Linked DNA regions of Homo sapiens: all the other regions are linked to region 3. Evidence: chromatin loops called from intact Hi-C (ENCODE). Cell type or tissue: MCF 10A. All regions are shown on one strand.

Region 1 (8,000 bases), 1.4 Mb after region 3:
GCGAGGATTGTAATTCCTCCTGCTGGAAACTGGGTCCATGCGTTTGGCTTGAATACGTTGATTTGTCAAAATTACCATTTCCTGGGGCTGCTCACATCAGAAGCAGCAGGTGGTTCTTCCGTGTGCTTCAGAAAGCACCCCAGAGTCCAGCTGGGACAAATCCATCCCTCCAAAGCGACATCTGCTGGAAGGCAGCACTGAATTATGTCGCATTATAACAGCATTTCACTGGGTTCCTGTGACCTTTATTTAGCCAGAGCCGGAATCTCCTACCGAGGGGCCCGCTCCCCTGTCTGGGGACTTTTCCTGGCCTGCACCAGGCAGACTGCATCATAGCAGGTAGGACGGGGGTCAGGGTGAGGGGTTCTGGGCCAGGCAGGGGTGGGCAGAGATAGGCCCCCTTGGCGGAGAGGAGAAGGCGGGGTTGAGAGGACCACATCCATGGGACAGTTCTCTCCGCGGGGCTGGTCACCCACCATGGGTGGCCCTGGAGACTCCTATCCCCTTCATCCATTCCTTTTCTCACTCACTCAGTAAACATTTCTTGGCCACTGATGTGCCAGGGTGACATGCCAGGTTAAGGGGACACAGAGGTAGGGAAGAGCTTGCTTTTATCTCAGGGACTCACAGTCTGGAACAAGAGACAGAAACTCTGTGTCAAGAAACAATAACAGGCATCAGGGAACAGGAGGAGGGAGCAGTTAACTCCCTCCAGGGTTAGGGGGACAGGGGTGTGTCTCAGGGTGGCTGCCCCAAAGGGTGCTCTTTTTGAAGCACATGGATGAACCACCTGTTGCTTCCAATGTGAGCAACCCCAGGAAATGGTCATTTCAACAGCTTGCCCTGAGTCAAGGGCCCCAGTGCTGATAGTTTATCTGAGAGGGGAACCCTCTCAGATAAAGTGTGGAAATGGAACGACTAAGTGGGGAAAAGAGAAAAGTCAGTGAAGCATGAACTAAGCACTAGGCAGTGGGTTACAGCGACGGCAGCTTCGGGGCTCAGTCCTGCTGGGGAGCCTCTGAGGCCTGCGTGGAAGATGCCCCCAGAGCCCACTCTCATGACTCAAGGGGTAGTGGGCACTGTTCACCACCTCTCGAGGCATTAACTCCTCCTGTCCCCTGTACTCCTAGCTGACACCTGCCACACAGACAAGCAAGTTCTCCAGGTGCCAGAGAGAGAAAGAGATGCAGGCATTTGAGGTGGGAAGCTGTCAGCATGCTCAGAACTGTCTGTAACTGCAGAACTCAGAGTGCCAAGGGGAGGGGGACACCAACCACATCTGTTACAGCATCTTAGGAAAGCTGACATCTGAGCTGGGTTTGAAGGTGAGTAGGAGGTTTGCAGCTGGAGCAAGCAGGGTGAGTGGCTCATCTGGGCAGTACAAACAGTATGTGGATGGGAGGGGAAGAAATGAAAGTGGCTCGAGGGGCCAGAAGATTTCAAGAAAGGAATTTATTTTAAAATTAAGTATGGGGGAGATTGAGCAGGCTTTATGCAGGGAAGTCAGGGGTGCTGACAAATGCCGGGGGAAGTGGGGACAGAGAGAGAGAACGCTATAGGGACAATGTCCCGCAAAGGCAGAAAGGAATCAGTCCGGAAGGTGGAAACGGACTGGCCCTCAACCAGAGGAGAGAGTCTGTCCTGAGATAGTTAAGAGTCCTCTTCCCAAGCGGGCTGAGAACAGGTTCAGGAGAGAAGGGAGTATTTGAGAAAGTCAGGTCACTACTGGGAGTGAAAAAGCTGATGGTGGGACTAGGGGAGAACTTAAGAAAGGTGGAGGATCTGAATAGTCCTTGAAGGGAAGGGCGGTTGGAGCAGATGACAGGGAGGTGGCAGAAACGATGGGTGATGCTGGAGCCCGCTGACGTTGGCAATCACCCCTTGGCGATGTTGCCAGTACTCACTAAGTGCAGTTTTCTCAGCAGCTTCTCAGCAGCTCAGAACAGGAGTTGAGAAAGCAGATGGCTGCCTTGGCAAGTGGCTGGGGATTGGTAAGGCAGGGAGGCGAGAGGAGAATGTCAGCCACCTGCAGGCACAGAATTCCTCGGGGAAGGTTTCACTGGCTTTCCATTGCCTTCCTACCCTTGGACCTGGGAGAAGAATGGGGAAGGGTTGAAAAGACCAGGGCTAGGGGTTTCAGTGCCTAGGCTCTCATCCAAGCTCTGCTGCTCACTTTCTGTGTGACCCTGGGCAAGCCACCTCCCCTTGTAAGACCCCTCTTTCTATACCTATTAATTCAGGACTTCTCATCCTCAGCACTACTGACATTGCAGGCCAGATAATTTCTTGTTGAGGGGCCAAGGCGGGGGCTGTCCCATGTATTGTAGGATATTTAGCAGCATCGCTGGCCTCTACCCACTAGATGTCAGTAGCAAAACCACATTGTGATAACCAAATGGTCCCTGGGAAGCAAAATTGCCCCCAGTTAAGAAGCACTGTATTAATCAGAATAACGATAATACAACTGGAATAATAATGTAAGTGGAATAATAATGACAAGATCTATCCAGCCAAGCCGTAAGAAGAAGGGTTGTCATGAGGATCACAGAACATCATGGAAATTGAGGTGAGGAGAAAGCCTTTGCAGGTCATTAGAGCAGCTTGGATGGAAGTAGGCATCTGACACAACTTCTCCTCACTTTCCCCACCTGTAAAGGACATAGGTTAGAAGCTGAGCTGGGCCTAGAACCCAGGCATCCTGATTCCCAGCTCTAGGCTTTGGCCTTTCTGCAAGGCATGCTGGGAAGATGCCACATCCTCATCTTCACCATGTTCACACAGAAACTGGGACTTTCCAAGACGGATCTGAAGGAGGCAGAGGTGAAGAGAAAGGCCAAGAGGAGAGCAAGGGGGAGGCCAAATCTTCATCTCAAATCTGATTAAGATGGAGACAGCAAGGAGGCCAGATGCCAGGGTGGAGAGTATGTGAATAGAGACCATTCAGAAGACAGAGACCACACCAGTAACCTAAACATGGAAAATGTAATGTAAAGAACTGTTCATGAGGCTGGGCGCGGTGGCTCACACCTGTAATCCCAGCACTTTGGGAGGCCGAGGTGGGTGGATCACCTGAGGTCAGGAGCTCAAGACCAGCCTGACCAATATGGTGAAACCCCATCTCTACTAAAAATACCAAACTTAGCTGGGCATGGTGGTGTGTGCCTGTGGTCCCAGCTACTGGGGAGGCTGAGACAGGAGAATTGCTTGAACCTGAGAGGCAGAGGTTACAGTAAGCCAAGATCACGCCACTGCACTCCAGCCTGGGCAACAGAGAGAGACTCCATCTCAAAAAACAAAACAAAACAAAAAAAAAAAAAACAAAGAAATGCCATCCATCTCTATAGCCTTTCAATACCCCTCCACTGCCCTCTATTGACAGAGATTAACATTGCACCAGCCTGCAAACAAATGTTTATAGGGTCCAGCTCCAGTAACACAAAGCAGGACACAGAAGGGTGGACTTGAGAAACAATTGGTGGAACCATCACAGTCCTTGCCTTTGACGAATCAGCTTCCATATATATCTACTACACACTTTTAAACTTCCCTTCACAACAAGGCAACTCTGTGTTTCCACCTAAGGAGATGCAGTTATCCCTTGTACACATAAGGAAGTTCCCACCCTTGCCTCAAAATAAGGAGACACGTAGTTCCAACATCATTCACCCCTTGCTGGCTATATGAACAACTCCTCAAAATCAGCACAGTCACACTGAATATTCTGTTTCCTAAAGGCCATATGGTAAAGTTAACCTCCAATAACTGGTATATAAATAACAATGGGGAGAACACATGAACACAAAGAAGGGAACAACAGACACCCAGGCCTGCTTGAGGGTGGAGGCTGGGAGGAGGGTAAGGATCAAAAAACTACCTATTGGGTACCATGCTTATTACCTGGGTGACAAAATAATCTGTATACCAAATCCCTGCGACGCATAATTTACCCATGTAACAAACCTGCACATGTAACCCCTGAACCTGAAATAATAGTTGGAAAGAAAAATAGGCCAGGCACAGTGTCTCACACCTGTAATCCCAGCACTTTGGGAGGCCAAGGCGGGTGGATCACGAGGTCAGGAGATCGAGACCATCCTGGCTAACACAGTGAAACCCCGTCTCTACTAAAAATACAAAAAATTAGCCCGGCGTGGTGGCACACTCCTGTAGTCCCAGCTACTTGGGAGGCTGAGGCAGGAGAATCACTTGAACCCAGGAGGCGGAGGTTGCAGTGAGCCTAGATCGCGCCACTGCACTCCAGCCTGGGTGACAGAGCAAGACTCTGTCTCAAAAAAAAAAAAAAAGAAAAAGAATAATACCAACGGGAAGAAGGAGAAGGAAACAATTAACATAGTCATAAATATATACACATAACAATAAATGAGAAAATATGCAAAGCTACTCTAGTCCTCATTTCTGTAACTGACCACAAGGCCATAATTTATATCTATGATTTCCTTCTTCCACTACCCATTCCGAATCTTCCCTACCCTCAACCAGAACCTCAGCTAGTTGGGGTTTTTTTTTTACCAGGAAGAGAAAGTCAAAACTTCATTCTTGAATGATAGGAGCCCTCAATTATCCTGCCTTTTTTGGATTGATGAAGTTCTCCATTAACCTGTACAGTTGGGCTTGGAAGTACTAAGAGGCACACCCGCAGAATCCCCTTAGTTCCAGACATAGCCCTCCTGTCCCCATCGTGTAGAAGCAATCCAATTTTTCCGTGGAAACCAGGATCAATCATTCCATCCAAAAGAGTAACCCTTTTATCGGCCTGTTTGATAGGTGACGTAAGAACCCCAAATGGCTAGAGGCAGTCTCATCCTTCCATTCATTGGAACCAACGTTGTGTCCTCTAGGATTCCCCCCATCCTTGCCTTAGGAACAAAGATATCCAAGCCAGCAGAGTTCAAATTTGCAAAGACAAGAAGCAAACATTCTCCAAGTGGGTGATTAAGAATAATAATGAGAGGAGCCTGTACCAGTTGCCATTTATTGCTTCTGAGTTCCAAATCCACCCCTCATGGCCTGCTTGTGAAACTAGAACGTTTTCTCTTGCAAGTTGGCATGGTGTTGATTTTGTCAATAGATGGCACTGGCAGGATGTTGGACACTCTGATTCCAGAGTACTTGGCTTCTTCTTGCATTCGGTGGTGTGCAGGACACTCAGTAGAGCACACCGCTGGTGATAGCAGCAGCCCTCCCATATCTGGCTTCTCAAAGGCAGGATCTATAGAAGCCCCAGCTCACTTCCACTCATCTTCCCAAAAATGGCTTCCTATCCTCCCACCCCAAATACTCTGAGAAACTTCTTGGCAGCCAGTGCTCCAGCTGGCTTCCCAGCAAGTTCAACAGAAACCCTCACAGGCAGCTTCTGAATTTCATCAGCATCTCAGCAGGCATGCCCACTAACCTTAGCCCACTGTGGGGAAAAGCAAGAGAGATCAGATTGTTACTGTGTCTGTGTAGAAAGAAGTAGGCATAGGAGACTCCATTTTGTTCTGTACTAAGACAAATTCTTCTGCCTTGAGATTCTGTTAATCTATGACCTTACCCCCAACCCCGTGCTCTCTGAAACATGTGCTGTGTCAAACTCAGGGTTAAATGGATTAAGGGCTGTGCAAGATGTGCTTTGTTAAACAGATGCTTGAAGGCAGCATGCCCCTTAAGAGTCATCACCACTCCCTAATCTCAAGTACCCAGGGACACAAAAACTGCGGAAGGCCGCAGGGAACTCTGCCTAGGAAAGCCAGGTATTGTCCAAGGTTTCTCCCCATGTGATAGTCTGAAATATGGCCTCGTGGGAAGGGAAAGACCTGACCATCCCCCAGCCCGACACCCGTAAAGGGTCTGTGCTGAGGAGGATTAGTATAAGAGGAAGGCATGCCTCTTGCAGTTGAGACAAGAGGAAGGCATCTCTCTCCTGCCCGTCCCTGGGCAATGGAATGTCTCGGTATAAAACCCGATTGTACGTTCCATCTACTGAGATAGGGAAAAACCGCCTTAGGGCTGGAGGTGGGACAGGCGGGCAGCAATACTGCTTTGTAAAGCATTGAGATGTTTATGTGTATGCATATCTAAAAGCACAGCACTTGATTCTTTACCTTGTCTATGACGCAAAGACCTTTGTTCACGTGTTTGCCTGCTGACCCTCTCCCCACTATTGTCTTGTGACCCTGACACATCCCCCTCTCGGAGAAACACCGACGAATGAATAAATACTAAGGGAACTCAGAGGCTGGCGGGATCCTCCATATGCTGAACGCTGGTTCCCCGGGTCCCCTTATTTCTTTCTCTATACTTTGTCTCTGTTTCTTTTTCTTTTCCAAGTCTCTCGTCCCACCTAACGAGAAACACCCACAGGTGTGGAGGGGCAACCCACCCCTTCAGCCCACCATGAGACCATCTCTGGGCTGACAATCCAGTGAAATTTTCTACCATCCAATAGGCTGCAACTACACCCTCCTCAAGGGTCTGAATCCCAGCTGTGGAGAGGATCCTCTCTTCCTTCTAAGTTTTGGGCCTTGTACATTCTCCTTCACTTTAGTGGTATTCTTTAGAGTTCTCTTTTATTCCCCCTTAGTTAATCTCATATGTTTTCTGTATCTTGATTGAAAATTGACTGACATAGAACCACTCCCACTTCCACCCCTGATTAATGGACCCAGGTATTCTAACAACAAGGAAGGTAGCACTATACAATGGTGCCTGATTCAAAGCATATATTGCATCCTTTCAGGGAATGTCTCCCAAGTGGTGCCATACCTGAGCCTTCAGTAAGCCATTCCATCTTTTAATTAGACCGTTCACTTCCAGGTGATGAGTGATGTGGTAAGACCAGTTAATTCCATGGGAATCAGCCCACTTTTACATTTCCTTTGTTGTGAAATGAATTCCTTGGGAAGAGGCAATTCTGTGTACTATACCATGATAGTGGGTGAGACATTCTATGAGTACATAGATGGTGGCAGGGACAAAAGAATCACAGGCAGGGACATCAAATATATCTCCAGATAATGATTCTATTTCAATAAGGAAGAATCTATGCCCCCTACATGATGGGAGATGTACAATGAAATCAAGATGAAACCTGGTAGATGACCAGTCTATCCAGGGAATGGTGGCATACTGTGGGCTCATGTTGGTCTCTTCCGTCAGAAGATTGAGCACCCAGCAGTGGCAGTATCCAAAGAAGTCCTTAGGAAAGGGATGTTCATGTTTTTAAGCCCAGGCATATCTTCCATCCCTGCCACTACAGCCACTTTACTCATGGGCCCATTGGACAAGCATAGGGACAGAGGAATAAAGAGGTTAACTGATCATCACAAAGCATGTTATATTGCTCACCTACTTATTGAAAGCCTCCTCTGCAGTGGATGCCCTTTAGCAAACATTCACATGGGACACAAATCTTCACAGTCTATGCCCATTCTGAGAAGCCCATCCACATGACTCTTCTGCAGAATTCCCCCTCTTCCATCTTCCAGTCCTGTTTCTTCCAAGTCTCTGACCAACCAGCCAAACCATACCATTAACAACTGCTCATAAATCAGTGTAGAGCCATACTCTGGCTATCTCTTATTCCAGAATGGACAACCAAATATACTGCTTATAAGATTTTCCCTCACCACTGTATTTCAAGGTCACCCTAATGGGGCTGTGATACCTCAGTCTTCTGTTTTGGTTGGTATATCGGACAGCACCATCTGTAAACCAGGCTTGAGTTTTCATTGTTCAGCAACTGGTCATAAGGAGCTCCCCACGAGGCCATAGGCATGATTTGAGGGGGACAAGGCAATGCGGCAGAAGTTGATGAGAAAGGAGTTTGAACTACTAATTCATACAACTTACTCATACCTTCCAGGCTTGCCCAAGTGAGGTCTCTTTAATAGCATTCTCATTTGATGATAGATTGCTGCCACACAAAGCTAACCTTATAACTAGTTGCGTCAATAGAATCTCAATTAGGAATCTTAGGCTGCATGGTCACTTGATGTCCC
Region 2 (8,000 bases), 330 kb after region 3:
ATACAAGGAGGGACAGGGCAGGAGCCCAGCTCAGAGCTTGGACGTGTCCTTCCCGTTGGGAGCCTCGCTGGACTTCCCCATTGACGGGTGGCAGCAGCTCAGAGTTGTGGCATTGCTGTGGCATTGCTGTGAGGATCGCAGGAGCATTGGAGGCGGAGTCAGCCCTGGCTCAGCACAGACAGAGAGGGTCTGCGGGAGGGCCTGGGCCAGGGCGGTCTGTAGGAGATGGGAAAGGAGGGAACCAACAGTGGTGCCCAGACATTGGAGCAGGTCAGACTCACCCAGGGAGGTGGTAAAATACAGATTCCCTGGCCCTCTCCAGAGGTTTTGGTTCCCAGGAATGAGGGGGTCCTGGGAACCTGCCTGAGAACAAGCTCTCCTCCCTCGGGGGCTGGCCGCAGCTGGCCACAATTTGGGGGCCCTCTCAGGCCCTCAGCAGGTAGAGCAGAGCAGGGGAACCAGTCAGTGGAGGCTGGAATTGGAGGACGCAGAGTGAGCCAAGGTCCTGGCAGATGACAGGTGAAGGGGGTGGGCTGTGACCGGGCACATCATTGCCCCTCTCTGCACTTCAGACCGCTGGTCTGAGAAATCAGGGGTGGTACCAGCACCCCTCCAGGGGGCGGTGCCAGGCTTGAATCAGTGCAGGCTGGTGCTGCCCTGGGGCCCCTCCAGAGTCTGTGTTCTTCCTGATGTTGACAAACACCCTCCCTATCCCTTGGCAGCCATGCCCCCTGCCCTGAGGTCAGCCCAGGAACCACAGGGCTCTCCCCCAGCTCTGGCATCATCAAGACCCTCCAGGAGGCTGGCTCCTGCCAGTCCACCCCAGGCAGCATCCTCAAAGATAAACCATTTTCCTAGTGGCCAAAATGTAAACCATATTGCTTGTAAAATGCAGTTCAAACAGAATTACCAGAATCCTGTGTCACCAGAGCAGGCATCACACAGCCGGCATCTTCAAAGGTATCAATTATCATAATTAATGAGACCTTCCCCAGACTCCTGACACAATGATCTGTCAGCAGGAGCAGCCGAGTCCAGCCAGAGCTGCCTGTGAGTCAGCAAGGATTGTGGGAGGAGAGGGATTGGCCCACACCACCCCGCCTGGCACCTTCCCCCTCCCCACCCCCAGTGGGGGTTCAGGGTGCTCCATCCCTCCCGACAGCCCAGGTGGGGCAGCTCCATTAGTGGAGGTGGTGCTCACCCTGCACACTCCACGGTGAAGTTTCTGAGACTTGGAAGCAGGAGGTGAGTGGGAACACGTGTGCATTCAGGATCATCATCATCATGTGGAATAATAAGGATAATAAAATAGTAATGACAATAGCAGCTCTCACATACTGAGCACCTACTGTATGCCAGGCCCTGAGTTAAGATGTTATGCCCATGAGCTCATTTGACCCCATTATCCATGGTGACCACAGAATTCATCCTCCGACTGGGATGCTTGGGAGACTGGAAGATGGCACTGGGAGTAATGACACCCACCCCGGCCCCTGGACAGCCTGGCTCCCCTACTTCAGGTCTCAGCTCAGACGTCCTCATCTGCGCGCTCCTCCTGACTGCGTCTCACGTGTCACTGTCCCACTCCCTCCCATCATGCACTGCCCCTTCACCTGTCCTGTGTCCCTGACCTCATCGCCACCCACATGCCCCACAGCTGGTCAGTCCTTTATGTGTCTGTCATCTCTCCCCATTACCATGTGGGCTCCCCGAGGGGAGGGATGGGGCCTCTTCTGTCCACTGTGGTGTCCCAGGGCCTCAGCCAGTGCCTGGGCCACGGTAGCTACTCATCCTGTGATGATAGATGGGTGAATGAATTAACGAAAAGTCCTGAAATACAGGAACCGGGATAAGTGTGCACTTCTCCTTTCTAAGACTTCGCTGGGGTGTCTGCTCTCCTGGAGAATCTTCTGTAACCCTGAGTCACTGTGCAGGCCTGGGAGGACGGGAGCTGGGCCTGGGGCCGAGCCGCACAGTCTGAGTCTGAGCGAGTCCCCTGATGTGTCAGTGATAGTCTGCAGCGAACTTGCTTGTCTGTACATTTTACAAAATGCACACTGGTCTCCTACATTAATCACATGTGGATTGGATCCCAGGAACAGGATGTAGCAAGCACATCAGATTCCCTGGTAAAACAGATGCCAAGTAGAGTGTGGGAAACCAGTCCCACGATAACGCAGGGGCCTGCTGCCCCAGGGAGGGGCTGTTAGCTTTGAGTGGAAACCAGATCAGGAGAAGGCTCTGCAGCAAGTTCATTCAGACTGCGGCACAAGCTGCTCCACCACTTGGAGCTTATGACCCAGCAGATTTCACCATACTCAAAGCATCTATGGCAAACAGGGTGCTGTATAGAACCCCTGGCCAGCACCAATAGGGGAAACCCAGTTCAGACTTATAGGAGATTTTGGAGCAGTCTACGCCCTCTTTTGCAGATAACAGCGTTCCTTTTGAGAAATAGCTCCTGGCTTGCTACTGGGCTTTGGTAGAGACTGAACATCTAAATATGGTACATCAGGTGACTATGCAACCTGAGCTTCCCATCTTGAACTTGGTATTGTCTAACCATAAGGTCAGGTGAGCACAACCTAGCAAATAGAAGAGGTAAGAGATAGGTTCAAGGAGATTGGGAAAGTATGAGTAAGAGGCATGGGCAGGTGGTTCAGAGTCTTTCAAAACTAGCCCCTGCTGCATCTCCCCGCCCCAGCAGATGCTCCTGGGTGTTCCTCAGGACTGGGAGGAGGGCGTTCCTCCTTCTCCTCCTGAGGTGCTGACTGAGGAATAAGGAACTTGAGTCTGGTTGACATATGAGTCTGCACAGTGGGCTGGTATCACCCTAAAGTGGACAGCTGTCCCACTATGGCCCCACACTGGGGTGACCTTGAAGGACCCTGGTGAAGGGAAATCCTCTCAAGATTTTGAATAGCACATTTGGTTTTCCACTGAGTCCAAAGTGAGAGAAGGCCAGAGGATAGGGTCTACATGGACTCATGTGCATGGACAAATGTTTGGCTGGTGATCGGGGACTCGGAAGGAACAGGGCTGGAGCCTGGTGGTGAGGAAGTGTGGGGAAGAGGTGTGTAGCTGGACCTCAGAATGGCCACAAGTGGTGACAATATTTGTGTTCCAAGTGAATGCTCACTAAAGGGCATCCACTGCAGGTGAGAACCCTAATAATCAGATGGACAAAATGACTTTCCACACAGCCACCCTAGTGTTTGCTCAATGGGTCCATGGACGAAGGGGCTGTGGTGGCAGTGATGGAGGCTGGGCATAGGCTCAGCAGCATGGGCTGCCCCTTGTCAAAGCCGATCTGGCTAATGCTATTGATCAGTGCCTAGTCCACCAGCAGCAGAGACCAACACTGAGGCCCTGGTGTGGCACCCTGTCCTGCAAGGACCTGCCTGCCATCTGGGGCAGGTTGAGGACATCAGACCTTTTCATCATGGAGGGCATGGAGTGTCATCCTCCATGTTCTGGGTGTGAACTTGCCTTCCCTGCCCATGCTTCCTCCTCTGGCATCATTTTCCGTGAACTCCCAGAATGTCTTCTGCCATCATGGCATCCTCATGGCACTGCCTCTGATCCGGGAGCTCATGCCACAGCAGAGGAGGCGTGGTCACAGGCTCTAGTCCGTGGGGTTAGCTGGTCTTACAACACATCTGGAAGTGGCTGGCCTGACTGAAAGGTGGAATGGCTTCCTGAAGTCTCAGTTGTGATGCCAATTGGGAGACCACACCCTGAAAAGATAATGTTCTTTCTTGCAAGACACAGAGTGTGTTTTGAACCAGAGGCCATAATACGGTGCTGTCTCTGCATAGTCAGAACACCCAGGCTCAGGGACAAGGGGTAGAAGGTGGCGTGGCTCCTGCCACAATGACACCTAATAACCCACCCACAAGGACTTTGTTCCTGGTCACATTGTGGCAACTGTGTTCTCTGCTGGCTTAGAGGGCTTAGCTCCCAGGGACACAGCAATGGTTCCACTGAATCAGAAAACGAGACTGCCACCTGGCCATTTTGGGCCTGTGCCACTGAACCAACAGGGAAGAAAGAGGTTAATCTGCTGTCTGGAATGATTGCTCCCAATTACCAGTGGGAGACTGGGATGCTGCTGCAGTGTCGGGAAGAAGACCCCGTCTTGAAATCAGGGGATTCTCTGAGGTGCCTCTTAGTGCTCCCACGTCCCATAGTAAAGATTAATGGAAAACCACAGAAACCTACTCCCTGCCCAAATGAAGGCTGGATAGCAGAGCCTTCAGTAATGGAAGTTTGGGTGACTCCACCAAGCGGAGAATACTGACATCTCCATCTGAGCTTTGGGTTGAGACTGGGGGCGGGGAAGCTGGCGGGGGGAATATGGAAGGAAGGGTGGAGAAAGGTAGCCATACATATCAATGATGACCTCATGACCAAGTAGGAAAATTTGCATGTTTTCAATTTGCTTACTCTATGTCTGTGTTCACTTACATATGCTAGCTACTTTCTTCTTCTTTTTCCTTTTTCCCATTTTTATTCTATATACAAGTGGTTGGAAGTTAACTTAACAATTTAGTCTTCAGTAACAGAATAGTCAGTGAACTGTGACTGAATTTGAGGAGTAATTTATAGCCAGCAGTGGATGCAATGAGTCTTGGGATCATGTGCCTCCTCATTTTGGAGAAGGATCTTGTTCCCTTGTAAGACAGATAGCTGTCTCTTATGAGATGGAAATGATAGAGTTCTGTTGCTGTTATATGGGAATCCAAATGTGTGTAGAGTGTGTCTATGAAAGGTGAGCAGGTGTGGACCGTGCCAGTTACAAATTTATTGCCTCTCAGCTCCAATTCACGCCTCGTTGCCTGATCTGTGAAAGTGGAAATGGGTACCACTCTGAATATTTTTCATTTCCCGGTTGGCATGACATTAAATGTGGTCAGTAGAGGGCAGCAGAGAGACATTGCAAGAGGAGGGAGCTTTCCTTCCTAGTTCTGGTTTCTTCCTGGGTTAGGCAGGCTATGGCCGCAGGACTGGCTTCCTTAGGTCCCAGGTCCTGTAGCACAGGTGGCTTCCCCAGCACCCAGCCTTCTGGCACATGTGGCCTCTCTAGCATTCCCTTGGTCCTGTGCAGACAGCATTCCCAGGCCCAGCTCCTGTAGTACAGGCAGCCCCACCAGCTCCCAGCTCCTGCAATGCCAGTCCTTCCTCAGTGCCCAGCTCCTGCAGTTCAGATGGCTCCTCCAGTGCCCAGCTCCTGCAGTGCGGGTGGCTCCTCCAGTGCCCAGCTCCCGCAGTGCGGGTGGCTCCTTCAGTGCACAGCTCCTGCAGTGTGGGCGGCTCCTCCAGTGCACAGCTCCTGCAGTGCAGGGTCTTTCCCTGTGCCCAGCTCCTGCAGCCCGGGTGGCTCCTCTAGTGTCCAACTCCTGCAGTGCACGGCCTTTCTCATGCCTAGCTCCTGCAGTGTAGGCAGCCCCTCCAGTGCCCAGCTCCTGCTGTGCACAGTGGTCAGCAACTCCCAGTGGCCAGCAGCAACTCCCAGCAACCCCCTCAGGTGGTTCTGTAGCCACGTGCCTTCCGTGATTCACCTCCCCGTAAATGGTGTTTCTCTGGCATCCTAGAGAGTAGATTCCTGACAAGTTCTGGAGGGCAGATTCCAGCAAGTTCCACTCACGTGGCAGTATGGCAACTTCCTGTCCATTCAGTAGCCACAACTCTGCCCTCTCCAACAGGGCCTGGGTTTCAGCCGTGGGGCCTCCCCCTTGGTGGCCCTCTCTAGCCCCTGAGCAGTGGCTGCTCTTCAGATTGGCTGTTTCTGTATTCCATAGTGCCCCCGCCACCCTCACTAACGAACCCCTTGTTACTCCAACCCACTGTAGCAGTTAATAATTCTTTGTATTAAACTTTCCCTGTATGGCTTCTGTGTCCTGCTGGAACCCTTGCTGAGACATCGGGGCCGGTGTCCTGACAACCACCCCGGCAGAGCTTGGTCCAGCTCCACCACCAAACAGCTGCGTGGCCTTGAGCCTGTCGCCTCCCCTCCCTGGGCCTCTTCCTCATGTGGGAGACAGCAGCCTGCCCCCGGGCTGCTTCAAAGATGAAGGCGGGTGAAGAATGCGGCGGCGCTTTGAACCAGCGCATGGGAGGGGAGGGAGTCCATTTGACTCTCCTCGGAGTGCACAGGCCTCCTGAGAGGGTTCTTGAGATGGTCCCCACCCCTGCCTGCCCATCCTCCAGCAGCCTGTTTATCCCCTGTGCAGGACTTGATTATGGGGCTCAGCCAGCCTGGCAGGCCTTGCAGAACCCAGCGACTTGGGCTGTTAACTCCTTCTGAGCCAGCCCGTGAGTCACTTAGCAGATGTGCACACATGAGGATGGGGAGGCAGTGCCTGCAGGGGCCGAGAGTCAGAGCTGCCTTGCTGCCGGGGCTGGGAGTCAGGATGTGGTTGTGGGCATAATTCCCGCGGGAGACTTGGTTTCCCTTAGAGTTCTCTGAACCTCATTTGACCCTTTCTCATAAATCCTTATCGAGTGCCTATTACACAGTGAGCACTGTGCTGGGGCTGGGTTTACGTCGGGGCATCGGGAGGGAAACAGACACCTCCACTGACCACCTGGAGCCCAGTGTCCAGCAGGAAGGACAAATATTAATTTAAAAAATTCCAAAACATACAAATACCCACTGGGGAAAGTGCTCTAAGGGGAGTTAGAGGAACTGTCCTTGGGGGGAACCTTGAATGAGCCCCTTCTCCCTCTGCACCTCAGTTTCCTCATCTGTAAAATGGGGCCAAGCGTGGCATCCACCCCATAGGGGGGTTGTGAGGGTGATATGAAATCTCACCTGTAAAGTGCTCAGTGCGTGCCTGGCACACAGCACATGCCCATGTGCTGATTATTATTAGGATTATGATTTCAAGTTTCTTCATCAGAAGCACGAGATGAGCAGGAACCAATCATCATCAGTCACTGTGTGGCCACAGGCAAGCCGCTCTCCGCCCTGTCCTCAGTTTCCCCATCTGCTGACAGAGAGATGGGAGCTCTCTGCTCAGACATGGGGTCAGGTTTCTAGTCAATGTCAGGGTCCAGGGCTCCTCCCCGAGACCAGATTCCCAGAGGAGGACAGGGTCACAGCAGCCATTGGTCAAGAGGCCGCAGGGGTGAGCAAGAATGGATGGGGTGAGGCACATGCCTGGTCTTTCCTGGAAGCTGTCATTGCAGCCCCCTATCCGAGGAGCGAAACCTGTACAGGAACAACCTGCTCTCTCCTTCCCCCGACACAGCCACTCCATCTCTTCCCACCACCCACTGCCAGGCCCCCTCCCAGGCCCTGGCCTCTCTGGCCACACCGTCAGCCTGGCACAGGGAGTAATTCTGGATTAAGGGGGTTGAGCTGGCTGGAGAGGCCTTCAGGTCATCTGGCTAACCCCATCCCATGGGGGAACCTGAGAGTGGGGTCTGGCGCTGCTCATGGTGTCTTTGGCCCTTGCATGGAGCATGGCACACAATAAGTGCTTAATAAGCTTCTATAGACTGGGTTGGTGAATTACGAATGACTCAGGGGAACCAGACCCAGCTGCCCAGTGACAGCTGAGTCTTTCAACTCCCCATCCATCAGACATCACCAGCAATACCCTGTCTTGGGTACAGCACCCGGCTGTTTGCAAATCCCTGCTGTCCATTGTGTTGCTTTTCTTTGTCCTTCAATCCTCTGAGCAACATCACTGAGTCTGCTTTACAGAAGAGGAAAGAGGGGCTCAGAGAGGGGAAGGGACTGACCCACTCAGGGGAGCTGGGAAGGAGCCTCTGAGAAGGACAGCCTTGGCTTGGGGTGACATCTAAGCCAGCCCCTTAACCCTACTGGGCAGGGGTGAGGGCAGGGGCGGCTCCTGCGGAAGCCCTGCTGCTTTCCAGGCTGCTCAAGAACACGAACTCCTTAATCCCCAGCCCTGGTGTCCCCTCTGCACTGCCCACGCTGTCTGCACCTGGCTGGGTGTGTGCACATGTGTGGAGGTGCAGCAGCAGGCGTC
Region 3 (8,000 bases):
CTGATGAGTGGAGTCAGAGATGGGGTGGAAGCCCTGCCTGGGAATAGGACCTCGTTCTTCCCTGCCCGGTGGGTGGAGTAGTGGCAGGACCTTGTCACCAGGCTCTGATGAAGGCAGGGACCAGCTTCTTGGGATCTTTCAATCCCAAACTCTTGCCCTTCACTCATCGCAGTTCTCCCCACGGCTACTCCAGGTCCTCTTGAAATCCGTCCTCTCCATGGACTTCCCACATCCCTCTCTGCTCTAGGTTTGATTAACAGAAGGTTGTAAATGAAAACCAGCATCTCCCGAGGGCAGCCATGGTCTACTGACAGATGGCAAGTTACTTTGTAACCTGTAATTTTGTTTTTTTGAATTTTGTATAAATAAACAGGACTAAACTAATTAGGATTGTTCTTTTCTTTCTTTCCTCAGGCCTTGGGCTATAATGGGAGTCTCTTGGCCCCGTAGTGCATTGGTTACCAGGTTTCAATAAAGGGTTTGTCTTTGCAATTACAGTTCATTAATGGATTTACAAGGGAGAGAAGATGGCACAGTCCGCTAAGGGGATTGTTTTGCATTTCTCCTCTTTTAATTACATGGTTTTCTCCTGGACCAGTGCTCTTTGAAAAAAGGGGGCGGGGGTGGAGAGTCCCAATGCCCCATCTGTTCCAGATGTGAATGCAATTAATCCAGGAGAAGACAGGAGCTGCTCAGGGACTTCCTGATACCTGAGGCTGGGCCTGCATCCTCTTCAGAGCCGCCTGTGAGGCTGGGGGTTGGGGGGCCCTGCTACTCAACCCTGGTTGGCATCAAGGTATGTTGACAAGGGGAGGGGACCACTCTGCTTATGGGGGCGTCGCAGCCTTGGAGTATTTGGGGTCAGAATCAAGTTTGGGTCACCTATTGAGTTACCATTTTTGGGTGATCCCTATGTGCCGGGTGATATATACACAATTTCCAATTCACACTTCTCAGTGATCCTTTTAATAAACTTATTTCACAGACAGGGACACCAAGGCTGCCAGATGTAAAGTGTCACGTGGACAGGAAGTGGCTGGGCTGAGATTTAAATCCTGAAATCTCTGCCTCCCAAATCAGGGCTCTTTCCAGAACATGGCCTCTCTGAAGTTCAGGCTCACTATGGTGAAAGGGGTTCCTATTCCTTTCTTCAAAGGTTGGGACCATCACTGGTTAACTGGCCTTCCTGCCTTTGGGCTGTTGTTCTTTAGCCCATTCTGCACACTGATACCAGAGTGATGATCCTACTGTGCCCATCTGATCAGTTCACACCTCTGCTCAAGAACTTTCTTTGGCTCCCTACTGCCTCCTGAATAAAATTCAAACGTAGCCTGACACCTTAGGTGCTGTATGGTCTGGCTGCTGCTTACTTCCGTCTCACTTCGCCTCACTGTGATCTCACAGAGGTTGCATTCTAGAAATGTAGAACTATATGAGGTTGCCATCAATACTTCCATTGTGGAGATGGAGAGACAGGCACAGAGAACTAAAGTCACTTGTGCAAGATAGAACTTCCAGGGCTGGAGGTCCTGAAAGGGTGGCACTTTCTAGGCTGCGAAACAGGGTGAGGACGAGGGTAAGGGGTGTAGATATCTCTCCATTTGGGTCTTGCTCACCCATTGGTGCTCCAGGAGTCCCAGGCATTGCCATGGAAGTCAGATTGAGAAGTCTTGGGTGGTTTTTTAATTCTCCAAATGCTTCCTGAGAACCTGCTGTGTGCACAGCACAAGCCAGGTGCTGACGACAGGGAGACAGTGATCAACTAGATACTGTCCTCGATCTCAAGAGGCTTCTGGTCTATTTAACACAACAGATGGGACTGGAACACCTGAACAATGATAGTAATAAAACGACAGCCTTCCTTTATTGATGGCAAATATTGCACAAGGTGCACATTGCTGTTCTTGCTCACTGAGGAGTAACAAGTTCGAAGAGGTCAGACAGATTGTCCAAAACTGCGCAGCAAGAAGCTGCTCAAACAGGATTTGAACCGAGGATTGTTGGGCTTCAGAGGCTGAACCCCGTCTTCTGCAGTGAGCTCCCCTGCTCTGTAATTACGATGGGGGAAGGGCTAGAGGGCAAGGGACAGGGCAAGACACAAACAGGGTAAGATGCTGCAAAGAGTTGGAGATGTCAAGGCCAAATGCAGCTACCAGTAATAAGGGCCAGTGTTTATTGAGCACCTACTATGTGCCCGGCACCACTCTGGGCACTTTTCATAGACTAGACCTTGATTTGATGACTTCTCACTGTGATCCTATGAAGGATTTACTATTTATCATTCCATTTTACAGATGAGGAAACTGAAGCATGGAGGGTTTCAGTAGCATGTCAGTGTGCCCCATCTAGTGAGCGATGGAGCTGGGACTAAATGGATCTCACAGACTCCTGAGTCAGGTGCTGTCAGCCACAGTGCTAACTGAGCTGACCTAGTACAGCCATGCATTGACAAGTGAATATGATGTTAAAAAGGAATAATGGCGTAATTGCATGTGAGAGGGGGGACCAAAAGTAAATCATTCATTGATTTACTCACCCAACAGTGATTTACTGAGCACCTGCTCTGTGTCAGGCACTGGCTCAGGCCCCAGGGCCCCAGCAATGAGCAGACTGTCTGTTTCTGCAATCATGGCCCTACTTTCTCACAGGAGCCTGACTATGAAGGAAGGGGCAAAGGAAGTGTGGGAGCATCGCAGACACAGAAGTGCTGAGGAACATACCGGGAAGCTGTATTTGGCAGGGGGTGGGGGTGGGGGGTGCCCTGGCCTTTGCCCTGGAGGAGCGCAGTGTGAACATGGTCCAGGCCTGTGGTTTCAGACTTGATTCTGAACTTGTGCACGGTGCCAGGTGGGGCCTGGAGTCAGACAGGTGGACATTCCTACACAATCATGATGGCAAAGACCTGCATGCTACTTAACAGTTCACAAGCACGAGGTGAAGCCAGTATGGTTATCAGCCCCATTTTACAGATGACACACAGGCTTGGAGACGGGAAGAGACTCATCTGAGTCATGGCGTAGTGGAGCTGCAATTTGAAGCTGAGCCTGTTGGACTCTGAAGTTCCTGCTGTCCCTGTTCACCCTTTACTGTGCCTCGGCTGATGCTTTCTGAGCCTGTTTGCCCATCTGTGAAATGGACTGCTGACGCGGGGCAAAATCATCTCAGGGACTGCCTTGGACCTTGGAATTATGGATTGAAATTTTTTTAAAAATTTATTTATTCTGTCTTTATTTTGTCTTGTCTATAGTGAAGGTGTACAGCGGGATGTTTTGATACACGTAGTGAAATGATGACCACGGTGGAATTATGTGGTTTGAATGGGGCCGGAATGGCTGGCTTTGAGGCTGCTAGGGAGGAAGCTGGCCACAGGATGGCACCATTGGCCCAGGAATGGGGTGAGCAGGCCTTGCTGGGGGATGGGGCTCGGGCTTCATGGCTGTGAGCTGGGCTGGTCCCTGTCACTGTGGCACCTGTCGCACTTAATCTAATCTCTTTAATCCCCTCCTTCCCAACCTCCTTCCCAAAGGCTCCTGAGTGGGTGGTGACTTCTCTCATGGGAACGGTTGTATCCTCCCCAACTGCAGCTGGCCTTGCTATCCCATGCCTCACTCTGAGATGCCCTGGAGGGGCATGTCCAGAGGATTTGCTGGAGCAGGGGGTGGCAGCTCAGATCTGAGCGTTGGGGTGCAGTGGGGGCCAGGAAGGAGCACCCCAAGGAGGTATCTTCCTGTGCCCTACCCTCCCTCGTTCCTATGGACAAATTGTCCTTTGTCCCCAAATCAGAATATAAGTGCCTTCAAGCCAAAAATAGCTGCAGCCTGGTGGGGGAGGGGGATACTAGAGACACCAAACAGAGGTGTCGAAGGGAGCCCAACACAGGCACCTTGGAGGGACCACGGACTCTGCCATCCAAAGCCCTGGCGTGAATAGGCTCTGTCCCTGGTGTGCCCTATGGCCGTGGTCATGTGACTACAGCTCTGGGGCTCAGTTTGCTCCCCTGGGAGATGGGGAGAATGATTCCCCTTTCACTGGGGGAGACTGTGAACTGAGGGGATGTGTGCAAAGCACAGAGCATGGGCCGGGCGCCCTAGCTGTTGAGACGAAGGTGCACCCTTGTGGCGACAGCAGCGAAGGGTCTGGGCCCAGGCTGGAGGCTCAGATCACAAGTTCACACCAGGGCTTCAAGGAGGAGGCAGCCTCTCCTCCAAATTCCGAGCTGTCTTTCCTCCCTCATGGAAAACCTACACCAGGTCAAAGCGTCTCCCTTCCCTTTGCCCCTCCAGGGTGTGCGGTATCTCACGTGGCTTCTCTCTGTCCTTCCCCTTCCACGTGAGGTGCAAGCACCTGCCCTGTCCCATAAGGGTGATGGAGAGTCTGCTGTAAGGCGGAGTCAGGGGGATGGTCCAGGGAGTGTCTAGAGAGTGATGTGAAGGTGGGTGGTGGGGGGCATGTGCCAGCGCCCAGACCAGGGATGGGAGAGCAGCTGGGGTGGGGTGGGGGCACTAAGGGAGCAGAGGGGCTTATTCAGCACAGGGCATGGGGCCTGATTATCACTGTGTGGCCAGCAAGCCAGGCCATCCATGGGGCTGGGCCGAGCTCCTAGCTCCATGCTGGGTGCCTGATTTTCAGAGACTCTGGGGAGGTTGAAGTTCCCCTCACCGATTCTTCTCGGAAACTGGAGTTCTCTCTGTGTTTCCCCAGTGCAGACTGCTGTCCTGAGGAGGCTTTCAAATGCAGAGTCCCAGGCACCCTGATTTAAGGAGTCTCCAGGGAACTGTGCCCAGACCGGGGTGTGACATGTGGCTCCAAACTCAGGCCCTGAGTGACCTCGGGAAGTCCCTGACCCTCTCTGAGCTCTGTTCCACTGATGACACCGCTGGCTGTGTCAGGCACTCAGAAGGCGTTTTGTCCACGTGGACTGAGCTGACACTCCAGCACCCGCTGTGGGAACTCTGCCAGCCAGTGTTCGCTGAGTCGCACTCAGCCTCTCCTCAGATTGAGGCAGCTTTGCTCCCTGGAGGCTTGATAAAGATACATAGTGAGTGAATGAGGGAAAGCATGAACTTGCTCTCCTTGCTTCCCACAGCCCTTCCGTGGTAGTAATAGTAAATAATTTATAAGTGGTGACTTACAGTGTAGTATCTACACAGTAGATACTACTCAAGTATATATACTTATGTATAATACTTGTATATTATAGAATAAATAAATTGGCAGGAGAATCACTTGAACCTGGGAGGTAGAGTTTGCAGTGAGCCAAGATCACGCCAGTGCACTCCAGCCTGGGTGACAGAGAGAGACTCCATCTCAAAAAAAAAAAAAAAAGATGTGTTATTTTATAATAGTGTACTTGTGGCATGTATTATATTTCCTAACTAGTAATTAGTAAATATAAATTTATAAACAGCCAACATATATTGGTGCTTATGATGAGCCAAGCATTGTTCCAAGAAAAGGCTAACTTCCTTTATTCCTCACACTTCTTTTGGGAGGTAAGACTGTAACTGAAACACCTGCAGGCTAGGTCCTGCCGCTCACTGCACAGAAAGTCAATCACTGAGACAACAAGTACTGTTGGGGAAGAAGGCTTTAATTGGGTTCTGTAGCCAAGGAGATGGGAGATGGGAGATTAGTCTCAAATCTGTCTCCGACCAACTAAAATCGGGGGTTTCAATAGCAGGGAAGAAATGTACCTACATCCAGGAGAATAAGAATTAGGGAGGCGTAAGGAAGAAAAACTGGTCAACAGGAAGCAGGTGGTCAGTGAGGCCATCATGATGGGTGAGGAGTCTGGCATCTCATTGTCCTGATGCAGTGATCCATGCATTTCAGCTCCTTGATACTATCTGGGGCTCTGATGGTTGGTTTGCTGAGAATGGAACTTAGATAAGACAATTGTAACATTCTCAAGTTTTAAGACTGGGAGGGTCAATTCTATGTCTATTCAAAAGAAACCAAAAACGTCAGTTCTAACAGACAATTGGTCTGGTTTCAGGACTACCCCAGGTTCACAGTGGGGGAAAGCAAGGCTAAGAAGACAGAGGAACCTGCAGCAGCAGGTCGGCCTTGGCACTGGGACCCAGGCTTGTCCACCCCACATGGCCCCTGGGTCTTCCTTCCTCCATGGGGAAATCCCTTTGTTGCCCCAGGTGCTCTTTGGGGCACCTCTGGTTCATGGGTTGGGGTCTTGCTCCTGCGGGCTTCATCTGTGAACCTGCTGCAGTGTGGCCAAGTCCCAGCTGCAGAACAGGCTGGAACAGACCCCTTGCCCAGCCCGGCAGCCTCCACTCCCGCCTGGAGGCCTGTCTGCCTGCCATCTTCCTCCTCCCACGGCTGGTGCAGCTTCTGCTTGGGCAGGTCGCCACAGTTCGAGAAGGATTTTCCCCTCTTCTTGGCATCAGATTTTCCCTTGCAGTCTCCTGACTTCGTTCCTGGCAGAATTCCTTCTCCTGAGTACTGCAAGTGTCTTTCAGCCACTCTCCTGTGAGTGGTGCAAAGCAAGAATTCTGTCCCATGCCTGGGGCTTTTTCCAGGAGTTAGGAGTATTGGGGAGTGCATGTGATGAGCACCCCAACGTGCATCCCATTCTCAGGGGCCCTTGGGTCCATCACAGCCCTCCGTCCCCCCGCAATGGGCCTTCCCTCACAGGGCTCATGGTCAACGGAGCCCCCTCCAGCTGCCACAGAGTTTCCTTTGCCCAGGCCCAGCCTGGGAGCAGCAGGCTTGGGTGGGGCCTTTCCAGGCATCGGTGGATGCCCCATGGTGTCCAGGGGGCAGGAGAAGCAGGTCCTGAGCTGCAGGTGAAGGTTTGGGGTCATTGGCAAATATGTAGATGACTGAAGCTGCAGTGAGCGATGAGCCCCCGGGGGGAGGAGTTGAGAGGAAGGTCAGGGGAGAGGGCCTGGAACAGAGCCCCAGGACCCCTACACTTCAGGGACAGCCAGAGGGACCAGCAAGGGAGCCCGAGGAGTGGCCAGGGGAATAAGAAGAAAATGAGGATGGGGTCCCAGGGACCAAGAGGAGAGAGGAGGAGGAGATGCCCTCCATCCCCCCAGCAATGGATCTTCCCTCACAGGGCCTATGGTCAGCTGAGCCACCTCCAGCTGCCAGAGTTTCCTTTGCCCAGGCCCAGCCTGGGAGCAGCAGGCGTGGGTGGGGCCTTTCCAGGAGGGAGAAGAACCGGCCCTGTCCTGGGCTGGCCTGGGTTGGGCTGGGCTGGGCTGGGAGAGGACAGGCCACGTCCACTTGGGATGCTGCCTCCTCCCCGGTCCTGCTGCCTCTCCAACAGCAGTCAGAGCCACCCAGGGAGTGGGGTGTACTCACTGGGATATGAGGTGACCATGGGTTGTGGGTGCACAAACATTTGATATTTCATAGTTTCCCAGTCATGTATGTATTTTAATAGTATCAGGAAAAAACCCATAAGAAATTAGCGCATTGAAGCCTTGATTTCATGGATTTTGTTGCTCAGGGTGAGACAAATGGAAAACGGCCTATTTCAAGTCAGATTAAAGGGATGATTGAGTCAACATTGTGCAGGGGGAGGGGACAGCAAAAAGCATGAACGTGTCAGAGAAGCTGCTCAAGTGTGAGGGACGTGGAGGAGGCCTCTGAGGCCCAGAGTCAGACACCCAGGGCCAGCCTGGCTCTGCCTGGGGCTGAGGGGCCTTGGGCAGGTCGCTGCATCTCTGTGAGCCTCAGTTTCCTCATCTGTGATATGGGGTGAGCAGTAACAGCTCACAGGGTTGTGGCGACGGTTGATGAGATGAGGAGGGTGGCGTGCTGGCAGGAGCTTGGCACAGGGTCAGCCCAGCCAGGGAAGCAGAGGTTGGTGTTATCATTATGATTATTATCGGCTTTGGCACCACTGTTATTCAGGGACTTTATTCTGGGTGAGGTGACTGATGGCTTTTAGAGGGGAAGGGGCCAAGTTCTTGCCACCCCAATCCTCAACAGAGCTCCATGAGGGCCATCCCCACTAGGGAACTCCTCCTCGAACT
Region 4 (8,000 bases), 800 kb after region 3:
GGTTACTCAATGCTTCCCTGTGCTGGGCTCTTCTACTTGTCCTAGGATAGAAGCTTCTCCTAGGAACACAAAACTAAAAAGCAGCCCCCAATTTAAAGGGCGCGCTATTTCTGTGGGCTAAATTGTGTCCTCCCAAAATTCATGTATTGAAGTCCTAACCCCCAGTGTGACTGTATTTGGAGTTAGGGCTTTTAGGAGGTAATTAGGGTGAAATGAGGTCACAAGGGCAGGGCCCTAATCCCTATTGGATTGGTGGCCTTATAGGAGGAGAAAAGAGTGAGATCTCCCCCTCTGTCTACACGTGTAGACACCTGGGAAAGGCCTTGTGAGGACATAGCAAATAGGCAGGTGTCTGCAACCCAAGCAGATAGCCCTCACCACACACTGATCCTGCTGGCACCTTGATCTTGGACTTCCAGCTTCCAGAACTGTGAGAAAATAAGTTTCTGTGGTTTAAACCACACAGGCTGTGGGATTTTGTTCTGCTATGGGATTTTGTTCTGGCTGTCTACGCTGACGAAGACAAGCAGCCAACGAAGCACCAGGAGTCACTATTCTGGCAGAGGTGTCTACGGCATGGAAGGCAGAGCAGCTACTTCCTCCTGGTAGGATCAGGGAAAGCTTCAAGCAGGAGGTGACACCTGAGCTAGTCTCTGGTGGGTGCCGAAAATTTCACCAGGTGGGAGAGAGGAAGAGTATTCCAGACAGAGAAGACACAGGTACAAACGCCCAGACCTGAGGAGGTGCCTAATATACTGAGACAATTTCTATCATAGCCAGAGGTGAGGAGCCATGCAGGGCAGAGGCGGAGCCAGGACAGAGGCAAGGCTGGGTGTGCCCTTGGATCAGCAAGTAATCAAATGCCATGCTAAGGGGATCGGACTCCATCTAAATGCCAGGGGGCCCTTTAGAAGTCTTGAAGCAGTGAAGGAGCCATTTAGTCTTTGAAGGAGGTAGGGTCCTAAAACATCCAAGATCTTTTCCGGCTTGAAAATGCTGTGAGCCAGCAAAGCCAGCAACAACTAATGACTTTCACTGGGTGAAAGTTAATAGACTTGTTTGAATTGAGGTTGCACAAATAGATTTGAGGTTTCATGAAATCCTGGGAGGAAGCTGGGGGCAGATCACAGAGACCAGAGCTGGTGGGGGAGATCAGGGCCATAGTAACCTAGGCTTCCTTGTGTGGTGTCACATAGAAACACACAGCCAAGCACCGGGATTAGTCTTCCTAGGAACAGCCTCCCCATCCAGCTTTCGTCACCCACCAGATGTGGCTGCAGAGCCCAGACCTCCCACTGCTTCTGCTGGGAATTTACATACAGACTTCAGGAGCAGCCCCCAAGACCAGTCCCTCCAAGACCAGCCCCAGTGAAATCAAACCTTTTCCCCTTTTATTTTAGAGCCTTTAGAGTCAGACTTCCCCTTGGGAGGTGATAGATGCCCATCTCATCAAATTGGTAGAAGCCAGCAACTCTCACAGCAGTGAATAGAGACCCTTTGAAGGAAAATGTCAGGCCAATAAAACATCAAAGGCAGTTTGGCTTCCTAGGTAACAAGGAATAATGATGATGGGCTCCCAATTCCCCCAGCAAGGCAGAGCTTTGGAGATCTCCAGTGGAGGTGAAGTAAAAAGGCTTTTCCTGAACCTAATCAGGAAAAGCGTCCTCAAATGACCACATGTGGTGGATGCTGTCACAGCAGCCCTACTGGGCAGATGAGGATACTGAGGCATAGATAAGCCACGCCCTCCTCTGGTGAGTGCCTAGGTCCTGGCCTGATGGACTCCAGCCAGCACGCTCTTTACCACTCTGCTCACTAGGCAGGAAGCAGGAGCCCGCAGTGTTAGGTCCTCCAGAACCTCAAAGCTGTGTCTGTCATGGGATCAGGGTCCAGAAGTCCTGCATTTGAATTCCAGCTCAGTCAGTGCTTCAGAAAATTGGGATAATAGTCCTAAGATCGTAGCATTTTGCAGGGGGTTAAAGGGCAAATGTGTATAATGTGTGGAGCATGGGGTTTTGCACAGAATAGATCCTCGATGGGTGCTGACTCCCTTCTTTCTTTCTCCCATTTATAGATGAGGAAATAAAGCCCTCAGTTATAATATCATCAGAATACTAAAGATGATATTAGCAGCTCTAAAAACTTCGCCCTAATATTTAAGGGTCTGCCATGATAAAAGCTGATTTCTCTCCCATGTAAAGTTGAGGGTAGGTCTTATTGATGGGTAGGTGGCTCTCTGCAGGGGGAAACTTTGACCCATGCCCCTTCCAACTTGCAGCTCTGCCGTCTTCAACACCTGGTTTCTGAGGTCAAGGTCATCTGGCTCATCTGTATGGGGCTGGCAGAAAGGGAAGGAGCTCCTCCTGTGAGGTTCTCAAGGGCCCAAGGTGGAAGCAAGACCTGTCACTTCTGCTCGCATGCAATTGGCTGGAATACAGTCACACGGTCCCACCTACCTACAGAGGAGGCTGGTGGACATAGTCTTGCTGTGTGCACAGGAAGGAAAAAAAAACATACTTGGTGAACAGCTGAACAGTCTATGTCACACCTGGAGAAGTGAAATTATGTCCGAGGAAATCCAGCGGGTCAATAGCTGAGCTCAGTTTCGAGCCCAGGTTTCCTGTGTGCACCTGGGTCCCAGGCTCTTCCCTCCACATGTTGTGCTCCAGAGTGAGGCAGAGTCACGGGTGGCCAGTGGAACCTCAGACATGGGTTCACCTGAGTAGGGGGAAGGAGGCACACAGGTGGTCAACCTATTGTCTCTGTTGCCTGGAGGAATGACAGGTAAGGGACAGAGAGCCACAGCTCCAGGGCTCTGGGCTGTGAAATGGGTCCAGATGCAGAGTTGACCTCAGGCAGCCGTTGGGAACAGTTTCCTCTCCTGCCCCACAAGGCTGCAGGGAGAGGACCCACTGTATAGGATTGTGTGAGGGTGAAGGGAGATTTGACACCCTCATTGCTCACCTTTTCCAGCCCTGCTTTCAGGGCTTCTTTCAGGGCCCTACTTTCTGAAGGGCAGTTCTGATGTAGTCAAGCTAAGGACTTTGAACAATGTTAGTTCCAGGGACCTCTCCTTCCCAGGGATGTTTGAATACAATAGGAAGCTGGGGAAAGGGGAAGGCAGTCATGCAGAAGTCGAGTCCCTCTCATCAGACAGGTGAGGATGTGACACTCTGATAGGGGATGCTTTATAAATATGTGTCCCAACCCAGACATCCCACCTCTAGGAATTTAATCCTTAGAAACAATCAGGGATGCACACAGAGCTCTAATGTATAGGATATTGCTGATAATAGCTAAAGAGCAACACACAATAATCTAATAATCTGGAAATAATCTATACACCTCAAGAGTTAGGTAGAGTTATTTATGTTACATCCACTCAAATGAAAACTAGGCAATAATTCCACATTTCAAAATTATCCTGTGGAAGATGTTAAGTGGCAAAGCAAGATTTTTATGCCATAGTAAATGTAAACAGAAGATTATAGAACAGTGTGTTCTATACAGTATGTTATCCTTTTTGTAGGAAAAATGTAATTATACAAACACACACACACACACACACACACACCAATGTTTGATAGAAGTTATCTGTGGGTAATGGGATTGTGAGTGATTTTTCTTTTGTCTTTTTCTTTCTTTCTTTTTTGGTTTGTTTTTATTTTCTATGATGAACATGAATAATTTTTCAAGGAGGAAAAAATATATTCTCAAATCAAGAGGTTTGGGAGCTTTCATTGGCATCCTCAGGACTGGGTAATACCTCAGAACAAGGAAATTCTGTCCTTCTTTGACTTTAGGTTTAGTAATCAAGAGTGTCTGAAACAGAGCCAAGGCTACATAGGTAAGGCCTGGGCTTCTTTTGCCTTGGAGATCATTGGTAATTGTATTTTTTGAATTTTTCAAAGTGTTCTTGTGTCTTAGTCCATTTTCCATTCCTATGATATAATACCTAAGACTGGGTAATTTATAATAAACAGAAATGTATTTTACTTATGGTGCTGGAGGCTGGAAAGTCCAAGAGCATAGTGCCACCATCTGGTGAGGGCCTTCATGCTGTGTCATCCCATAACAGAAAGCAGAAGAACAAAAGAATACATGCAAGAGAGAGAGAAAGAGCATGACGGGCCAGGCTCACTTTTGCAACAACCTACCCTCAAAATAACAAACCCATTTCCATGATAACAACATTAATCCACTTATGAGATCTCTGCCCTTATGATTCTATCACCTCTTATTAGGATTCACCTCCCAACACTATTGCATTGGGAGTTAAGTTGCAACATGTGAACTTTTTGGGACACATTTAAGCACATCAAATATCATCTTGATTTCAGCTTTCTAACTTATAATTCCAATGAACTTTTACCTTCTTGATTAGATTGAGTATATGCAAAAGAGTTCAAAAACACTGTATTAGTCAGCTATTGCTTTATAACAAACAACCACGAACACTGGTGCAACATGCTACAATCAGTATGTATTTCTCACACATCCACAGGTTGGTGGCTCTGAGACTCAGATCAGATGCAAATCTGCCCCCATGTACTCCTTACCCTCCTAGAACCAGAGAGATAGACAGGGCATCTTCTTCTCATGAAAATGGCAGGGGCACAGGATGGCACACAGGAACATGCAGTGCACCTTAAAGCCTAGATTCTGAACTGACAATGATCACCTTTGCCCACATACCATTGTCTGAAAGAAGTCATGGGCTGAACCCAAAGTCAAGAGGCTAGGAGGTTTACTCTGCCTTCTGTAGGAGTAGCTGCAGTCATGTGGCAGAGTGCTTGGGTCCAGAGAAAGGTGAAAAATTAGGACCAGTTCTCTAATACAGCGTCTCATATCCACAAATGGCCACTGCAGTCAGGTCATGGTGCAAGATAGCTAAACTCACTTTGGACACTTTAAAAATGACAATATTCCTCCTGATTCTAAAGCAATACAGAAGTATAGTGAAAAAGTGTAAAGGAGAACATGAGTATTGCCATAATTCCATTTCCTCAGACGACCCCTGTTAGGATTTTGCTGCATGTCCTTGCAATATGCACATCAATTTACATACTCAAATAAACATAAGCATATATTTACGTTAACAAAAGTGGGAGCATACTTTATCTGGTTTTGTACACTACATTTTTCACTGAATCTCATTTTTTGAGCTTTTTCTTGCATGATTAGATATTCTTTTGAAACCAGGCTTTTTCATGGCTGTACTGTATTTTAAAGTTGCACTATAAATTACCTAGACCTGCACACTCCAATGTGGTAGCTGCTAGTCACATGTGGCTGTTTAGCACTGGAAATGTGGCTGGTCTGAATTGAAATAAACATAAGCATAAAAACTGTACATTCAGGCCGGGCGCTGTGGCTTACGCCTATTATCCCAACACTTTGGGATGCTGAGGCAGGTGGATCACCTGAGGTCAGGAGTTCAAAACTAGCGTGGCCCACATAGCAAAACCTCATCTCTATTAAAAATACAAAAATTAGCCAGGCATGGTGGCACATGCCTGCAATCCCTGCTACTCGGGAGGCTGAGGCAGGAGAATCACTTGAACCCAGGAGGCGGCGGTTGCAGTGAGCGGAGATCACACTGCCCTCTAGCCTGGGCAATGGAGTGAGACTCAACAAAAGACTATACTTTCGGGGTCATTTCTATAGTCTGAAATAAATGTAAGCATAAAATACAAATCAGATTTTGAAGACTTGGCACAAAAAAGAAGGTACAATATCTCACTAATAATTTTTATATTGATTATAAGTTGAAATACTATTTTGGATATATTGGGTTAAACAAAATATATGATTAAAATAAATTCCACCTGTTCCTTTTTACTTTTTAATGTGCATACAGAAAAATTAAAAATTACATATGTGTTTATATTTGCGGTTTGTGTTGTGTTATACTTCAACTGGGTGGCACTGATCTGGACTCCTCTGTGGTTAGATATTTAGGCTCTTTCAGATTTTATCCCACTATAAACAACACCATAGTGAGCATCATGGAATACAGTACTAGTCAGCACTGAGCTGTGTTCCTATTACCATCCCCTTTTATAGATGAGAAACCAGGACTCAGAGATGTCAGCAACGTGCTCAGGGTCACACAGCAGCTATTTAATTGGTGAAGTCAAGACTAAAACCCCAACTTGATTGACTCCCATGATTTTTATCAGGTGGCTATCCCCACTTTTTGTGTATCTTCCTGATAATTGCCTTGGGATTAATTTCTAGAAGTAGGAGTCATGGGTGAAAGGGTTTGCACATTTTCATGCTTTGGGAGCATATTGCCAACACATCTTCCAAAAAGAAGTTGCCGATTCAAACTGTAAACAACAGTCTACTCAGCAATTATCCACAGGGTGTTTACCGTGAGCCAGGCACCATTCTATGTGGAAAAAGTCCATGATAGACAAGACAGACATGACCACCCCACCCCCCCTCCCCGACCCACTCCTGGGGCTCATGTGACCACAGCTTCCTGGGGCAGAGAGAGGTGACAAGCACTGAAGAGAAAACACGCTAGTCTCAGGGAGATAGAAGTGTGCACTGTGAAGTGGACAAAACAGAGGGATAGAGCAGTGACGAGGGTGGGGCAGGGTGGGCAGGAGGCTCCACTTTAAGTAGGGATATTCGGCAGGGATTCTCAGAGGAGGTAGCCTTGGGCTGGACCCCAGGTGACCGAAAGGGAAGATTGGAGGAGGAGGTTCCAGGCAGGATATAGGACAAATGCATAGTTGCCAAGGTAGGACTGAGCTCACTAGTTAGAGGGCCAGGGAGAAACCCTGGGAGTCTGCAGCCCGGTGAGAAAGAGGAGGGGGCAGCGAGGTAGGGTGGGAGGTGAGCAGGGCAGGACTACAGGAGGATGCGACATTTAATTCCAAGTGAAGTGGGAAGCCCTCAGGGACAGCGGGTTCACATGTTGTGGGACCTGAAACATACAATTTGGAGCATCCTTTTTAGAAAAGAAGAGCCAGATTCCAGAATTAGGAATCAAAATGAGCTATGTAATTGAACATTTATTTAGAGTGAGAAAAGAATTCACAATACATTACAGATTTTAAAAAGCTAAAAATTACCAAAAACATTACAGAATCAACAAAAATAACAGTGTTTTTTAATTAGCTCCTGACACATCTCCAGAGTCCTTTTTTTCCTTACATTTTTGGGCCACATTCTCCTGGATTACATCTTCTGTGGCAAAGACTTCATAATACCGTTTTTCATAGAGAGAAGAAAGATTATTTAGTGTTTCCTCTGGCTGAGTTTGATAGAAATTGATTTTTTGTTACTGATGGTTTAGGAACATTTTATTTTCATCGTTGCAATTGATTATTGATGACGTCCCATATATCATTAGTACTATTGCCAAATCTGGGAAAATCACTATCCAGGTTTTTTCATATAGCAGCCATGAGATTTCAGGGCTTTTTAAAACTTCTTGAGCAACCGTGAACCCCAAGTAATTCTTGAATTGATAATTCTCACTAAGCACATTGCTAGGGCCCTTCCCAGGGTCTTAAAAGGGTCAGGGGAATGGCGGGCCCTAAAGCTAAAGCCACATGTAAAGCCGCCTCTAACTGAATGGGATTCCACTAAGGAGAGGAAGGATCTGACTATCCTGGCCGCTGTGCAGAGAATAGACAATGGGGCAGCGGGGGCAGCTGGACAACAGCTGGGCTGTCCAGGAGAAATGGTAACACAGGACAATAGAACTGGGAGAGATGAGCAGATTCCAGGAATCTTTGAGATGTGCTGGCGTTGGGGTAGGTGGGGAAAAGAGGCCTCGAGGATGACCCAAGGTTGGACTGTCTGGGCCACCAGAGCCCAGATTAGACTTGTTGCTTGACTATTCTCTTTCTTCCTTGTATTTTGCGGTCCAGGGCCTGGCCTGCTCGCCCCAGTCTCCTCCCTTTGCTATCTGGGCTTTTTACACATACTGGAACTAGAGGCTCACCCTCAAGCACAGCCAAGTGAGAACTGATGGAAGAGTA

The links. A loop is a pair of places that touch in the nucleus more often than their neighbours do. Peaks named below come from ENCODE experiments on the same cell type or tissue, not always from the same donor. Only the 100,000 strongest peaks of a DNase experiment are listed, where the experiment ranks them.
Region 1: a loop joins it to region 3, with 10 times the contacts of the local background. A loop is called at or near these places in 6 of 110 quality-filtered maps.
Region 2: it touches region 3 in a loop (8-fold over the local background); 24 of 110 quality-filtered maps call a loop at or near these places.
Region 4: a loop joins it to region 3, with 26 times the contacts of the local background. A loop is called at or near these places in 5 of 110 quality-filtered maps.

Annotation. Positions count from the first base shown.
Region 1 is chr1:29,336,471-29,344,470 of GRCh38, reverse strand. All of the region lies in intron 1 of LINC01756 (long intergenic non-protein coding RNA 1756), which reads left to right. Among named protein-coding and RNA genes, the nearest start is that of LINC01756, 9.6 kb to the left of the region's middle. In MCF 10A, a CTCF peak has its summit at 3,407 (motif pointing left); a DNase peak (open chromatin) is centred at 3,390.
Region 2 is chr1:30,377,489-30,385,488 of GRCh38, reverse strand. No RefSeq gene overlaps it. Among named protein-coding and RNA genes, the nearest start is that of MATN1-AS1, 340 kb to the left of the region's middle. In MCF 10A, a CTCF peak has its summit at 4,917 (motif pointing right); a DNase peak (open chromatin) is centred at 4,948.
Region 3 is chr1:30,703,661-30,711,660 of GRCh38, reverse strand. MATN1 (matrilin 1) reads left to right here. Exons shown (of 8, transcript NM_002379.3): 8 at 1-384. It overlaps LOC124903888 (a long non-coding RNA gene), which reads left to right and starts at 1,482. Exons shown (of 2, transcript XR_007065565.1): 1 at 1,482-1,564; 2 at 2,970-3,215. RefSeq lists an enhancer at 3,299-3,799. In MCF 10A, a CTCF peak has its summit at 3,370 (motif pointing right); a DNase peak (open chromatin) is centred at 3,380.
Region 4 is chr1:29,908,653-29,916,652 of GRCh38, reverse strand. No RefSeq gene overlaps it. Among named protein-coding and RNA genes, the nearest start is that of LINC01648, 120 kb to the left of the region's middle. In MCF 10A, a CTCF peak has its summit at 4,052 (motif pointing left); no DNase peak of the experiment used is centred here.